2 separate regions of the Homo sapiens genome follow, and region 1 is linked to region 2. The links are chromatin loops, found by intact Hi-C in ENCODE. Cell type or tissue: tibial artery. All regions are shown on one strand.

The links. Hi-C counts contacts between places; a loop is a spot of excess contacts. Peaks named below come from ENCODE experiments on the same cell type or tissue, not always from the same donor. Only the 100,000 strongest peaks of a DNase experiment are listed, where the experiment ranks them.
Region 1: it touches region 2 in a loop (6-fold over the local background); 4 of 110 quality-filtered maps call a loop at or near these places.

What each region holds. Positions count from the first base shown.
Region 1 is chr7:36,314,930-36,322,929 of GRCh38, forward strand. No RefSeq gene overlaps it. Among named protein-coding and RNA genes, the nearest start is that of MATCAP2, 48 kb to the right of the region's middle. In tibial artery, a CTCF peak has its summit at 4,266 (motif pointing left); no DNase peak of the experiment used is centred here.
Region 2 is chr7:35,705,100-35,713,099 of GRCh38, forward strand. No RefSeq gene overlaps it. Among named protein-coding and RNA genes, the nearest start is that of LINC03013, 7.3 kb to the right of the region's middle. In tibial artery, a CTCF peak has its summit at 4,542; a DNase peak (open chromatin) is centred at 4,544.

The DNA.
Region 1 (8,000 bases), 610 kb after region 2:
ACCCCTCTGAGCCTCTCAGTTTCTTTACCTGAAAAATGGAGGTATGTCTACTACCTTTAATATTGTCATAAAGATTAAATGAAATATATTTGGCATGAAATCGTCACCACCATCATTATCTTCAGTGGTGGCCAAGTGTCTCTAGGGAAGACAGGAGTGCAATGTGGATGGAAAGGTTTGGGGAGTTCCCAGACCACCCAAATCTGTGAGCAGGATGGCACTGAGAAATGCAGAACATGCCCTGGGGATGGGGGCAATTTTCTACAGTCTGGAGGATGTCTTTCAATCCTGGCTTCTGTGCAGAGCTGAGCAGTGTCCAGGGGTGGACGGTCCCCAGCCAAGCATGAGGAGGCCCCTTTGTGGGAGCCAACACCATACAGGGGGACAAGTTCAGATGTCAGGGCCCCATCAGAAGTGGGGGGCACAGAGTTTAAACCACCACTGAAAATAGGCAAGGGGACCCTTGTTGGAAGGAGTTTGCTGGGCATGAGAGAGGCCACCAGTGAGAGTAGGGGCAACCCTGACCTTCAGGGTCAAACCACATAAGGCAGGATTGCCCTGCAGCTTTTGGTTTTGGTGTCTGGCCAATTGCCAGTAGTCAGTGATGGAAGATGCCATTTCCCAAGTACTCTGCTGACTTCTATTGCGACAAATTATTTAATTAAATTATTATTGTTGGGAGGGCATTAGGGACTCGAGTTTTACTGAGCTAAGGAGTGAGTGCAGTGGGTGGGGGATAATGAAAGAAGTCAGATTGGAAGGAGGGTCACGGAAAACAAACGTCCTTGACAAAGGTGGGCGGGGCTCATGCAAATGAGACAGTCTAGGGAGCATTTCCTGCTACTTCCTGCTTTCTGGAAACTGCTTAGAAGGCTGAGTAGCTGAGGTTGACCTGAGAGCTTGGTTTTGCCCCAGAAACACACAGACAGCAGAAAGGAGACGGCAGAGGTTCAGGGGTAGCCAGGCCACCGGGCCACTGCAGGCCAGGAGTGCAGGCGCAGCCTGCGATAGCAAGGATAAGCTTCAAAGGCAAAGGTGAGGCCCTGTCCTAGGCACCCTGGGGCCTTGCTCTTGCTTCCCAGGGGTGTCTCCTGCTTCTGCCTTTATCCCTCCAGGAAGGTAGGGATGGAGGGAGGCACCCTCTTTTTCTCAAATCTGTGTGCCTGGGTGGCCAGGCTGGGCTTGGTAATGTGGAAAACTTGGGTCTGCAAGGGCAGTGAAGTTCGAAGGCCTGCTAAAGAGAGCAGCAGGAAAAGAGATGGTTCACCGACTCCCTCCTTCCAGGTGGCCTGGGGACGAGGAAGAAGGGAGAGAGATAAAAGGCCATGGAAGGGATTTCTCACCTGCTTCTGTTTTCCTGAGCTCTGGGGTCAAACCACATAAGGCAGGCTTCGCTTGGTGCTTTTGGTTCTGGGAGTGCCTAATATAGTGTCTGCTTAGCCGGCCGAATTCCGATCCACAGTCAGTGATGGAGGACGCAGTGTCTTGCTGACTTTCATCATGATGAATTATTTACTTAAAGGATCAATGCTCAGGGTGAGGCGCACTAAGGAGGACTCCAGTGATGAGGAGTGAGTGCGATTGGCTGGGGTTGTGGCTGCACCAGCATCAGCTACTTTGGACACAGCCAGAGAAGAGTGACAGGCTCCAGCCCCAGGCCTGCTGTGTATTGTGTGGTAGTCTCTTTGCTCTGAGTTCTGAGATACCTGGAAGTGGCATTTTAAAATAGAAATTCCAGAGATGGCTTTACCTCTTGGCAAATGGGCACCATACCTGTTCTATGCATGAAGGGTTCCTATGAATTTTCTGGACTATAAATCTCCCCCATTCTCTGGACTCTAAAAGCCCAAGGACAGAATCAGGAACACAAGGACTAGGCCGTCGATACCACCAGACTTGCTGAGTGATGGGGGGCAATTCCCCAGGCCTCCAGTTTCCTTCATGATATCCAGCAAGGAGAATTTTTCCCGGGGCAGTGGTCCTCACACGTAGATACCTGGAAGAATCACCCGTGGGACTTCCTGACCTGTGGATTCCTAAGCCCTAACCCAGAGTCTGATGAAGAAACATTGACTAGGCCTGGCCTGTGGCCCAGTTGAATTGGTGGCCATGCTCTGAGGCTCATACTTTGAGAAATACTGATGTGGAGGGAGTTGGTTAAAACAGGGTGCTGCCGTGTGTGTGTGTGTGTGTTACATATTTTCTTTACAGAAATGAGGTCTCGCTATCTTGCCTAGGCTGTCCTCAAACTCCTAGGCTCAAGCGATCCTCCCACCTCAGCCTCCCAAGTAGCTGGGAACGTACCGTCATGCCCAGTTTGAGCCTACCATAAATAATACTAAAGACGATATAGACGGGGCTGACTAAAATGTCAAGAACTGTGGTGGTTTATTTACTTGGAATTTTGGTGTGGCTTTCAATGGCTAGGTAAGGGATTCTTTCAGTAGCAAGGATGATAGCTACCTGGCCCTATGTCAGAGATCAGCCAGGCAGCTGAAAAAGTTTAGGATTGAAGCTGACAGACAGATAACAGCAGGGGAACTATTGTTACTGTGGCTATTTTATTAAAAGTCTTAAGTCCTTGGCTTCACTTTCCTAATGGAGCTGGCAGTGAGGATTTTTTCACTAATCTAATTACCAAACAAGACTGATGTTGGGTAAATCCTTACTATTTACAGAACTGGTAAGCAACTGCAGCTCTAGGAATTTCTCTGAAGTTTTCTTCTGAATTTTTCTGAACAGCATTGATCATCATTTACTTATCTAAGAAGACCAAATTGCAGAGAAGTTGGAAATCAGATCTTTTCATTCTTATCTCCTAGAGGGGTCTCATAGGTCTCCTGGCAAGAAGCAGTCAGACTCTGAGTGGTTTTGGCATTGAGGTTCTTGGGTGGAAGATGTGCTGCCAGCTAGGAGCAGTGAAAGCATAAGAGGATGAAAACTTCTAGGAGCCAGCCTCAGCCTCGGTCCCCACCATTGGCAGCTTCCAGATGGCTTCTGCAGGCTGTGGAGGCAAAGGCCTTCATTCTCATCCTCAACATTTAGTATGTTCATGTTCTTGTAGAATTGTCTCAGATAAAGCCACTCACATATCTAACTCCTAAAAACCTCAGAAGTTTGCCTAACAGCCCTCGGAAGGAACCTCAGTTTATAGGAGGTCTGTGTACCTGGAGGAGGGTGGGCTGGGATGAGAGGGAGTCAGACCTCTGCAATTTCCAGTATTTTATTTGAAGACAGTCCAGAGGCTTAAAGGGTCTGAAGGATGCATTATTACTGGGAATCCAGGGTCTGGTGAAAGCTAGAAAGCTGTTATCTAAGCAAAGGGGAGTTTAAGATTAGAAACTGAATTTCCCAGCCTTGCCTGTGCTCTAGAAACAATGGGGCTGGGTGCGGTGGCTCACTCCTGTAATCCGAGAACTTTGGGAGGTCGAGGCGGGCAGATCTCTCGAGGGCAGGAGTTCAATACCAGCCTGGCCAACATGGTAAAACCCAGTCTCTACTAAAAATAGAAGAATTAGCCGGGCGTGGTGGCACATGCTTGTAATCCCAGCTACTTGGGAGGCTGAGGTACAAAAATCGCTTGAACCCAAGAGGCAAAGGTTGCAGTGAGCCGAGATCACACCACTGCACTCCAGCCTGCGCGACAAAGCCAGCCTCCATCTCAAAACAAATAAACAAACCAACAAAAAGAAACAATGGGGACCTCAGTTTGTGGGACATTATTACTTGCTGAGCTGAGAAGCTTCTCTTGGCCAGAGGATCTAGTGACTTTCCCAAATACCTCCTTTCTCCCATTTCTCTAACAGGGAAAAAAGCTGGATTCACTGAGAAGTGTCTAAAGCAGTTGTGCTGTTGAGATAAAGCAGGATCTGAATTTCGAATTGCTCATCTCTCACACAGATATTACTTCAAATGGACACAATGAAATATTACTCAAAATATTTCTCGACTGAAAACTGGAAATATACAGAATATGTATATTGTTTTTAAGGCCAAATCATCTCAAGGAATTTTATGACAGATTTGTCAGTGTGAAATTTACATTGGATGGAGGAGGAAACCTTTTAGAATAGGCCTACAGGAGACTTCGGTAACTCCCTTTCTTGGGTTCTTTAAAATATATACATCTTTCCTACAACACTTACACTTGCTTGAAATCAGAGTTTAGGTTAGGATTTAGCTGCAAGTGTCAACTTGCAAGATTAAACATTTTAGGGGACCTCCAGTCAAAGATAAACTGCTGGAAGGGAGAAGAGCGGGAGAAGGGAAAAATAAAAGAGCCAGTGCTCCCTCTAGTGGGGAATTGTGGAGAAGCATGCAGAGATTCTTGGTGCCCTTGATGCTCAAAAGCTGGAGGATGTTCTCTGCTTGCTAATTTTTGTTTTTTCTTTTATTTTCTTTTTTTTTTTTTTTGAGACAGAGTCTCACTCTGTTGCCCAGGCTGGAGTGCAGTGGTGGGCAATCTCAGCTCACTGCAACCTCAGCCTCTTGGGTTCAAGCGATTCTCCTCCTGCCTTAACCTTCCGAGTAGCTGGGATTATAGGCGCATGCCACCACCCGGCTAATTTTTGTATTTTTAGTAGAGACGGGGTTTCACCATATTGGCCAGGCTGGTCTTGAACTCCTGACCTCAAGTGATCCATCCACCTGCCTCGGCCTCCCAAAGTGCTAAGATTACAGGCGTGAACCACAGTGCCCAGCCTCTGCTTATTAAAGTCTAATTGCTGACTAGAACACTCCAACTGTCTCACCAAAGAGCAAATTAGAGCTCCAACACAAATGAGTGACAAAAAGAATTACTGTCTTCTTCCATTCAGGAGTGTCAGTTGATGTGTAGGACCATATTTTCATGAAGATGTAACAGTAATTAAGTAGGAAAGTACTCCTAATATAATAGAGGTATTTTTAAATGGCAAGAGAACAAAATATCTGGTTTATCTAAATGTGGATATTTACACCTTAGGTCATTACATATTAAGAATTTGAATCTATATGGTGACAGGATTTTTTCAGGTTTATCTCACCCCGATGTTGGGGGAAAAAAATCTCCAGAACTCTATAGTCTCTTGAAATGATTGTCCACTGAAGTTCCACGTATTCATAAAGTGCTCCCACAACTTGCTGACAAGCATAGGTATTTTACATCCTGCCATGAGTTTCAAGACATTAACTCCTTTAGCTATCAAAAATGGATAAAAACCACAGGTGACTGACAAGACTTTCACAAGTGCAGACAAAGGTTTGGATTCAAAGCCTGGTCATATGGTTTGGCTGTGTCCCCACCCAAATCTCATCTTGAATTCCCACATGTTGCAGGAGGGAATCAGTGGGAGGTAATTGAATCATGGGGGCAGGTCTTTCCCATGCTGTTCTCGTGACAGTGAATAAGTCTTATGAGATTTGATGGTTTCATAAGGGGGAGTTTCCCTGCACAAGCTCTCTTCTCTTGTCTGCTGCCATGTGAGACATGCCTTTCACCTTCTGCCATGACTGTGAGGCCTCCCCAGCCATGTAAAACTGTAAGTCCAATAAACCTCTTTCTTCTGTAAATTGCCCAGTCTCGGGTATGTCTTTATCAGCAATGTGAAAACTGACTAATATAGTAAATTGGTCCCAGCAGTGGGGTGCTGCTGAAAAGATACCCAAAAAATTGAAAGCGACTTTGGAAGTGGGTAATAGGCAGGGATTGGAACAGTTTGGAGGCTTCAGAAGAAGACAGGAAAATGTGGGAAAGTTTGGAACTCCCCAGAGACTTGTCGAATGGCTTTGACCAAAATGCTGATAATGATATGGACAATGAAATCCAGGTTGAGGTGGTCTCAGATGGAATTGAGGAACTTGTTGGGAACTGGAGCAAAGGTGACTCTTGTTATGTTTTAGCAAAGAGAGGGACAGGATTTTGCCCCTACCCTAGAGATTTGTGGAGCTTTGAACTTGAGAGAGATGATTTAGGGTATTTGCTGGAAGAAATTTCTAAGCAGCAAAGCATTGGAGAAGTGACTTGGGTTTTTTGGTTTTTTTGTTTTTTTAAGACAGAGTCTCACTCTGTCACCCAGGCTGCAGTGCAGTGGCATGATCTCAGCTCACTGCAACCTCTGCCTCCCAGGTTCAAGCGATTCTCCTGCCTCAGCCTTTGAAGTAGCTGGGATTACAGGCGTGCGCCACCATGCCCAGCTAATTTTTTGTATTTTTAGTAGAGACAGCATTTCACCATGTTGGCCAGGCTAGTGTCAAGCTCCTGACTTCAGGTGATCCACCTGCCTCAGCCTCCCAACATGCTGGAATTACAGGTGTGAGCCACCGCACCCAGACAGCATTCAGTTTTAAATGGGAAGCAGAGCATAAAAGTTTGGGAAGCTTGCAGCCTGACAATGTGATAGAAAAGAAAATCCCATTTTCTGAGGAGAAATTCAGGCTGGCTGCAGAAATTTGCGTAACGAGGAGCTGCATGTTAATCACCAAGACAATAGGGAAAATGTCTCCAGGACATGTCAGAGACCTTTGTGGCAGTCCCTCCCATAACAGGCCCTCAGGTTTAGGAGGAAAAAATGGTTTCATGGGCTGGGCCCAGGGTCCCTGTGCTGTATGCAGTCTAGGGACTTGATGCCCTGCATCTCAGCTGCTCCAGCGATGACTAAAAGGGGCCAAGGCACAGCTTGGGCTATTGCTTCAGATGGTGGAAGCCCCAAGCCTTGGCAGCTTCTATGTTGTGTGGATTCAAAGCCTGGTCATATGGTTTGGCTGTGTCCCCACCCAGATCTCATCTTGAATTCCCACATGTTCAAGAATTGAGGTTAGGGAACCTCTGCGTAGATTTCAGAGGATGTATGAAAATGCCTGGATGCCCAGGCAGAAGTTTGCTGCAGGGGCAGGTCCCTCATGGAGAACCTCTGCTAGGGCAGTGCAGAAGGCAAATGTGGGGTGGGAGCCTCAACAGAGTCCCTACCGGGTCACCACCTAGTGGAGCTGTAAGAAGAGGGCTACCGTCCTCCAGACTCCAGAATGGTAGATCCACCGATAGCTTGCACATGGAGAAGCCACAGACATTCAACGCCAGCTAGTGAAAGCAGCCAGATGGGGGACCGCAAAGCCACAGGGGTGAAACTACCCAAGGCCATGGGAGCCCATCTCGTGCATCAATGTGACCTCGGTGTGAGACATGGAGTCAAGGGAGACAATTTTGGAGATTTAAGATTTGACTGCCCACTAGATTTCAGACTTGCATGGGGCCTGTCACCCCTTTGTTTTGGCCAATTTCTCCCATTTGGAATGGCTGTATTTACCCAATGCCTGTATCTCCATTGCATCTAGGAAGTAACTAACTTGATTTTGATTTTACAGGCTCATAGGAGGAAGGGACTTGCCTTGTCTCGGATGAGACTTTGGACTGTGGACTTTTGAGTTAATGCTGAAATAAGACTTTGGGGGACTACTGGGAAGGCATGATTGGTTTTGAAATGTGAGGACATGCGATTTGGGAGAGGCCAGGGCGGAATGATATTGTTTGGATGGGTCTCCACCCAAATCTCATCTTGAATTCTCACGTGTTGTGGGAGGGACTTGGTGGGAGGTAATTGAATCATGGGGGCAGGTCTTTTCCATGCTGTTCTCGTGGTAGTGAATAAGTCTCACGAGATCTGATGGTTTTATAAGGGGGAGTTTCCCTGCACAAACTCTCTTCTCTTGTCTGCTGCCATGTGAGACGGGCTTTTCACCTTCACCTTTCACCACGGGCTTTTCACCTTCACCTTTCACCATGATTGTGAGGCCTCCCCAGCCACGTGGAACTGTAAGTACAATAAACTTCTTTCTTTTGGAAATTGCCCAGTCTCAGGTATGTCTTTATCAGCAGCATGAAAACTATTATACCTGGTTACTTGCCCCTGATGGGTGAGGGCACCACACTCTTCTCTCCATCCTGGCTTCATGCTCATCTTCTTAAAGATACAGTGTTGGCTCCCATGGGCATCTGCAGGAGGTCTCAGGGGATCTCCCACAGG
Region 2 (8,000 bases):
CTTTGACAGGATTCTTCCTTTCCTTAGTCTTTTCCAGCTTTTCCTCACATTTTCCCAGAGTATACCTTCCTTAAAACTTCATCTACTTTTTTTTTTTTTGAGATGGAGTCTTGCACTGTTGCCCAGGCTGGAGTGCAGTGGCACTATCTCGGCTCACTGCAACCTCCGCCTCCCAGGTTCAAGTAATTCTCCTTGCCTCAGCCTCCCAAGTAGCTTGGATAACAAGTGCCCGCCACCAAACCTGGCTAATTTTTTTTTTTTTTGGATTTTTAATAGAGACGGGGTTTCACTATGTTGGTCGGGCTGGTCTCGAACTCCTGACCTCATGATCCGCCTGCCTTGGCCTCCCAAAGTGCTGGGATTACAGGCATGAGCCACCGCGCCTGGCCAAAACCTCATCTACTGCCCTTCCTCAGGCCCAGCTGAGACTCCTTCAGTTTGGCAACTGGGAAAAGAGACCCAGCTGTGCCCCAGGAAATAAGATGGACCCCAAATGACCAGGCATACATATCTACCTTCCCCATATCAATGTCTGTGTCCCCACTGCCATTATTAACAACAACCTCATTCTTTTTCATCACACTCCCACTGTCTCTTCCCATGTCACTTCCAGTATCTACAGCAACTTCTTTATGTTGGTAGTACCTTCCTAATTAATTTTGTTAAAGTTCTGAGGCCAGATCTAGGATCAGCAGAATAACTGGTTAGTTTGATTGACAAGGGTAAGGAATAGGGAATGACAGCTAAGTCAAGTACTTCAAATACTACATGCTAGAAACCCATTTCCTTCATTCATTCTAAGGATTTAGCACTCCAGAGTTACAAACTTTTATACTTCCTGTCTTATCTTGAAAATTTTCCAAAAACATGCATAACACATTTTAAATAGTTATATAACTGGTGAAGAGAAAAGGCCAAAGTTCTTGAGAAAAATCTTGGCTGAGTTTGCATTTTTTCTCCATCTTAGTTTTTTTGTGTATTTCCTTTCATGACTCCCTATGGTTTGTAAAGTTGGTTGAATCTTTGAAAAAGCAAGCTAGCTTTGACTAAGAAAACTTGTTAAATTTCAGGCTTTAGAGAGTAATGGGACAGCTTCCTGAGTATAATGTTTGTAACATTCATTTTTAAAGAATGCAGGAGTTTATCTCCCTGAAGAGATTTATGTTTTACAACTTTGATATTGTCCAGTACTAAAATGCTCAGTTCTGTTGCAAGAATGTGTAATTAGGATAAAACAACTTAACATTAGTGGAGTTCCTATTACAGATGTGGAGTGTGCTAGGTGTTTTATGATGATCTCTTTGAATCCCTTTAAGATAAGCCCTGAGTCTCTCCACTTTCAAACTTGTCCTATCCTGTCCTTAGACACTGTGAAATCTAATAATGCATTTACTATATGGTAATGACTTTTTTTTTTTTTTTGAGATGGAGTCTTGCTCTCTTTCCCAGGTTGTAGTGCAGTGGCGTGATCTCGGCTCACTGCAACCTCCACCTCCCAGGTTCAAGCGATTCTCCTGCCTCAGCCTCCCGAGTAGCTGGGACTACAGGCATGTGCCACCACACCCGGCTAATTTTTGTATTTTTTTAGAGATGGGGTTTTGCTATTTTGGCCAGGCTGGTCTCAAACCCCTGATCTCAGGTGATCTGCCTGCCTTGGCCTCCCAAAGTGCTGGGATTACAAGGGTGAGCCACCACCCCTGGCTGGTAATGACTTAAGTCTGTCTCCCTCACTAGACTATGTGCTCCCTGAGGCTAGATATTGTGCCTTAGCCATTTCAATATCATTGTTGCCTAGCACAATCCTTTTTGCAGAGCAACAATAAATATTACGGACTAAATTATAATACTTAGTTTACAGAGGGAAATGAGCTGTAGGGAAGTTACCTGCCTAAGTTCGACAGTTAGTAATTGATAGAGCTGTTGATACTAAAGCCCTTGACTCCTTTCTTTCTTTTCTTTCTTTTCTGTCTCTCTCTCTCTCTCTTTCTCTCTTTCTTTCTGACAAGGTCTCTCTCTGTCACCCAGGCTGGAGTGCAGTGGCGCGATCTCAGCTCATTGCAACTCCGCCTCCCGGGTTCAAGCAATTCTTGTGTCTCAGCCTCCCAGGTAGCTAGGATCACAGCCATGAGCCACCACGCCTGGCTAATTTTTTTTGTATTTTTAGTAGAGATGGGGTTTCACCATTTGGCCAGGCTGGTCTCAAACTCCTGGCCTCAAGCAGTCCACCCGCCTCAGCCTCCCAAAGTGCTGGGATTACAGGCGTAAGCCACCGCGCCCGGCTGCCCTTGACTTTTATTCACAGTATTTCTATTTAAGAGCATGCAGTTCTATAGGGTTTTGTATGCCCATTTTACATCCTCTATCTTGTGAGCAATAATAGTAATATGTCTGGGAGAGTCTGAGCCACATTCAGGAGGAGATTTGGCAAAAAGAGTTAAGGAAAAAGCCACAGAAGCATCATGGGTACAAAGTTTAGAAGCAATGGGGGGGCATCGGTCTTTACACATCTGTTAGGAATGTCATGCAGCTAAAAGCAGCATCCCTGATAAACCTGTTTGGTATCTACTCGGCAAAACGGAGAAAACCCATAGGAATTTCAGCATTGTACCTGTCTTGTCTCTTGTACACATTCCTCTCTCATTTAATGGTTGGTCATACCAGAGGCCATTTTCCTGCTAACTCCTTCTCCGCCAAACTCAGTATTTTAATGTACTAGTTGTTATTGCACATATAACTAGAATCTTCTATAATTATTATATGTTTGTAGCTTTTCTCTTGTGTCTGTGAAAGTCATTCTTTGGTTAACATAACCATCTTTTATTCACTTTCACCCAAAATTACAGTTCATAGCATACTTCAGGAAGGGAAAATGTTGAGGCATCCTCTTTATAAACCACCTAAATTTCTAAGGATGCCAGGGAATCAATGGTGGTAAATAAGCTTAAAGAAAGAAAAGAAGTCTCAGCTTAACTTGAGACTCAATTTTGCTCAGATTCATTTGAGAGATGACACTTTTTGATTCCCACCATTTATATATATATTAGTTTCTTTTTTCCTTTCACTCTTTCTTTATTTTTGTTTCATTTTGTTTTGTTTTGTTTCTTTTTTGAGATGGAGTCTCACTCTGTCACCCAGGCTGGAGTGCAGTGTCACGATCACAGCTCACTGCAGCCTCATCCTTCTGGGCTCAAGTGATCCTCCCACCTCAGCCTCCTGAGTAGCTGGGGCTACAGGCGCATGACCCCATGCCCGGCTAATTTTTTTTTATTTATTTTTTGTAGAGATAGGGTTTTGTCCTGTTGCCAAGGCTGGTCTTGAACTCCTGGGCTCAAGCCATCCACCCACCTTGGACCACAAAATGCTGGGATTACAGGCATGAGCCACCACAGCCAGCCTAGTTTCCAGTCTTTTCATATTTCCCTTAGAATCTCCATTTTGTATACACAATCTCATTTTTACTTATCATGAACAAAAACCATTTTTAGATTGCTGTTTCATAGGCTTTTAAAAATCAGGTATGGGCCGGGTGCGGTGGCTCACGCCTGTAATCCCAGCACTTTGGGAGGCCGAGGCCGGCGGATCACTTGAGGTTGGGAGTTCGAGTCCAGTCTGACCAACATGGAGAAACCCTGTCTCTACTAAAAATACAAAATTAGCTGGGAGTGGTGGCACATGCCTGTAATCCCAGCTACTTGGGAGGCTGAGGCAGGAGAATTACTTGAAACCAGGAGGCAGAGGTTGTGGTGAGCCATGGTCGCACCATTGCACTCCAGCCTGGGCAACAAGAGCGAAACTCCATCTCAAAAAAAATTATATATATATATATTCCATGCATTAAGAAGAATTTCTAGAACTATATAAACCAAAGTGTGGAGTGAAATTGTAGTGGGCATTTTATTTCTTTTTGTTTATATTTTCTACTTTTTCTAAGTGAACTCATTTTACTATTTTGATTAAAAAAAAAAGCTATTTAAAAGAAATTTTAAGTTCATTTATTCCTTCATTCAGTAGCAAGTCTTGGCATTATTTCTCAGTTTGAGCCTTTTAAAAAATAATAATAAAATATACATTTTACAAGAACAACCAGATTCTCTTCATAGCCCTTACATTTTGAACTAATGTATTTTATTTGTTGACAGTTTGGGTGAAGTCAGAGAGACATTTTCAAGTTTAAATTTCAAATTTCAAGTGTTAATTTCTATATAAAATCCTTTCCTAAATCAAAATTTTTACTTCAATAAAATGGATCTACCTTTATGTTTTGAAAAACTATGATTTTTAAAAATGAATTAGGCAAGATTGAATATTTTTCTTTTACTGTATTTTTAAATGTTGCTTATTCACAAATCCTTCCATCCTTCAGATTAAGGCCTAATTTGTGAGTAATATTCAAGTCATTAATTTCACAATTACTATTACATTATTAAATTTCTATTTAGAGGTACTTAGTGTCATATTTTCAAAAGGAAATAGACACATCTAAAACAAGAAACAGGAAACGCAGCATGAAATGTACCATTGCGGTGGTTAACCACAGTAGCCACTGGGTGTCTCCACTGCTTCACACCAGTCACTATCTCTGATGGAAGTTTCCAACGAAAACAGGAGATGAAGAGCAAAGCTTTATTTACAGAATTCTTAATTAGGAACTGATGCAGCATTTACATGCCAGACATTTTATTTAGAAACAGTTCTGCTCATGTAGGCAATATTTTCTTGCATTCTTTGATAACTGGGCATTTGATTTGCCAAGGAGAGGAAGGGAAACATTTATTATTTTTCTTAACATCCTATCATTTCCTATTCCAATTTTTAAATCGGAAACAAAGATTCTTCATTTGCGACATCTTGGCTATTTTCATAGCTACCATTTTCAGAGTTCTATAATGAAATAACTCTACTAAAAGCAAGAAAATTTACCACTAGACAGGAATATGGTATGTTTTCCTTTTGGAAAAGTAGAAAACTATATTGCTGGTAGCTTTCTACCTCTGAGAAATGTCACTGTGCCCCAAAAGAGCTAGTGAATAGAAGAAAAAGACAGGAATCAGCCACAGAGTAGTAGAACTGGCCTCTGGGTAGGTGATCTTTAAAGTTAACTCTCCACCAGGCAGGGTGGCTCACGCCTGTAATCCCAACATTTTGGGAGGAGGTATGCAGATCACTTGAGCTCAGGAGTTCCAGACCAGCCTGGGCAACATATGAAACCCCATCTCTACTAAAAATACAAAAATTAGCCAGGTGCGGTGGCGCACACCTGTAGTCCCAGCTATTCAAGAGGCTGAGGTGGGAGAATTGCTTGAGCTCAGGAGGTTGAGGTTGCAGTGACCATGTCACTGCACACCAGCCTGAGCAACAAAGCTTGTCTCAAAAAAAAAAAAAAAAAAAAAAAACAACAAAAAAAAAAAACTAACCATTCCTGGGATTGCAGATCTAAACCTTGGGACTGACTATAATTTAGAAACTTAACCTCAGTTTATATTTCTAGATGCCATTAAATTTGCAATTTGTTCATTTAGGGTACATTTTTTTCTTCATCTTGCCTTCTTTTAGTTTAATTTTTCCACTCCAAACCTACCGCTTTCTTCTGTGTTCTCAGTTTCTTCTGCCATCTACCATTCCCATTTTTATTTTTCCTTCGCTGCCCCTTTTCATTTGCTTGGTTGAGTAGATAAATTTTGAATGAAAGTCATTGTTTTTCAAAAATCCTACCTTAGCCTCAAATCATTCCATCAGAAGAAAGGAATTCTAGAAATTTAACATAAATAGTTCAAAGTTTAAGATGCTCCCTAAACACAAATACAATTGCATACGTCCCCTAGTATTCACTGTGATATAATAAACTGACTATATAACTGATTTACTTATCTGCTTAAGGAAACTAATGAATGGTGGAATCAGAAGAACAAACTTCGAATTCAAACAGCAACAAAATTATAGACAACATATTTTTGATTCTACAAACTACAAATAGAGTAGCCAAACACAGAACTTGGTGTAGGTGACAGAACTTCAAGACGGAAAGTAGAATTTAAATATCAAGTTCACATTATCAGGAAAAGATATAGTTATGAGTTAAAGAATACATTGTTTTAAATATTCAAATAAATGAGGGGGAAGAAGTAATATAAGATTATGGATCCCAGATTTGACATTAATTTCATATCATGTACTTAATTCACAGAGTTCTCTGCAGAAGGGGAAAGGATTAAGGAATCTCATAGGTGATCAGGGAGAGAGTGGATCTCAGCTATCTTCTACCAAGTGAAGACAGATCCACACAAAACCCTACATAGCCTTCTGCAATTTGCTATTTTTACCTAACATTTTATTTTTAAGATTAAATACTACATTTATTTTTTTTAATATAGTAATGCTACATTTACCATCAGTCTTCGTTCGCTTTAATTTAGACCTGAAGCTCAGTTTTCCCTATTTTTGCTTGTTCACTGCACAGTCTGGCCACATAAAAATTTACATCTACTGGAGAAAATGAAGGATTGCAGACAATTTCTTGAAATGCAGCTATGATTTTAATCTTATCTGTTTAGCATGAAGAAACAGATTAAGAAGAAAGGCATATTTTCAGAATTTATTATATAGTTTTGAAAGATAAAGACATATGTATGTTTATGTTCATCGCAGCACTACTCACAATAGCAAAGACATGGAATCAACCTAAATGCCCATCAGTGGTTGACTGGATAAATAAAATATGGTACATATATACTATGGAAACCTATGCAGCCATAAAAAAGAATGAGATCATATCTTTTGCAGGGACGTGGATGGAGCTGGAGGCCATTATCTTAAGTAAACTAACACAGAACAAAATGCCAAATACACAATGTTCCCACTTATAAGTGGGAGCTAAACAACAAGAACACATGGATACTAGAAGGGGAACAACAGACACTGGGGCCTACTTGAGGGGGAAGTGGGGAGGAGGGAGGGAATCACAAAAGAATACCAATCAGGTAATATGTTTATTACCCAAGTGACAAAATTATTTGTACAAAAAACCCCTGTGACACACAGTCTACCTATATAACAAACTTGCACATGTATCCCTGAACCTAAAATACAAAAAACAAAAAGCAAAATAAAAATAATCTAAGCTATTCAAGTAATGACCCAAAAGTTCTTCTATATGTTAGGAAGACCAGTAAATGCATTACTAAGCAGCTAGGCTGAGATAAGGGTGAGAGAAAGAGAGCTTTGGTGCTAGGATTTAATGGTCCTGTAGTCTAGTCCTGACTCTGCTGTCACAGTTTATTTAACTTCTTTGGGCTCTCAATTTTCTCTATAACATTAATCAGTTGGCCAGGCTCAGTGGCTAAAGTCTGTAATACCAGCACTTTGGGAGGCCGAGGGGGGTGCGGATCACCTGAGGTCAGGAGATCAAGACCAGCCTGGCCAACATGGTGAAACCCCATCTCAACCAAAAATACAAAAATTAGCTGGGTGTGGTGGCACGCGCCTGTAATCCCAGCTACTCAGGAGGCTGAGGCAGGAGAATCGCTTGAACGTGGGAAGCAGAAGTTGCAGTGAGCCAGGATCATGCCACCGCACTCCAGCCTGGGCAACAGAGTGAGGCTCTGTCTCAATAAATAAAATAAAATAAAATATAAAATAAAATAAAATAAATAATAAAATAATAAAATAAAATAAAATAAATAAAATAAAATAAAATAAATCTGTTGGACCAGATGTCCTTGGTGCTAATTTTCAATGATCTGTGACATCATAAAATAAAAAATATAAAGACTAAAAATTTATTCTAGCTCACATGCTTTCATTTTCTGTATGAAATAAATTTTCATTATGATATGTTGGTGAAGAAAGTACATAGTGTATTAGTACCCATTTCTCAGGACACAGAGTATATTTAACTAACTTATTATATAGCCATGTAATTTTGCCTACATTGCACATTTTGTTCACATCTATACTTTATTTACTTCTGAGTCCTTGCTGATAGGCCTCTCTCCTGATTATGA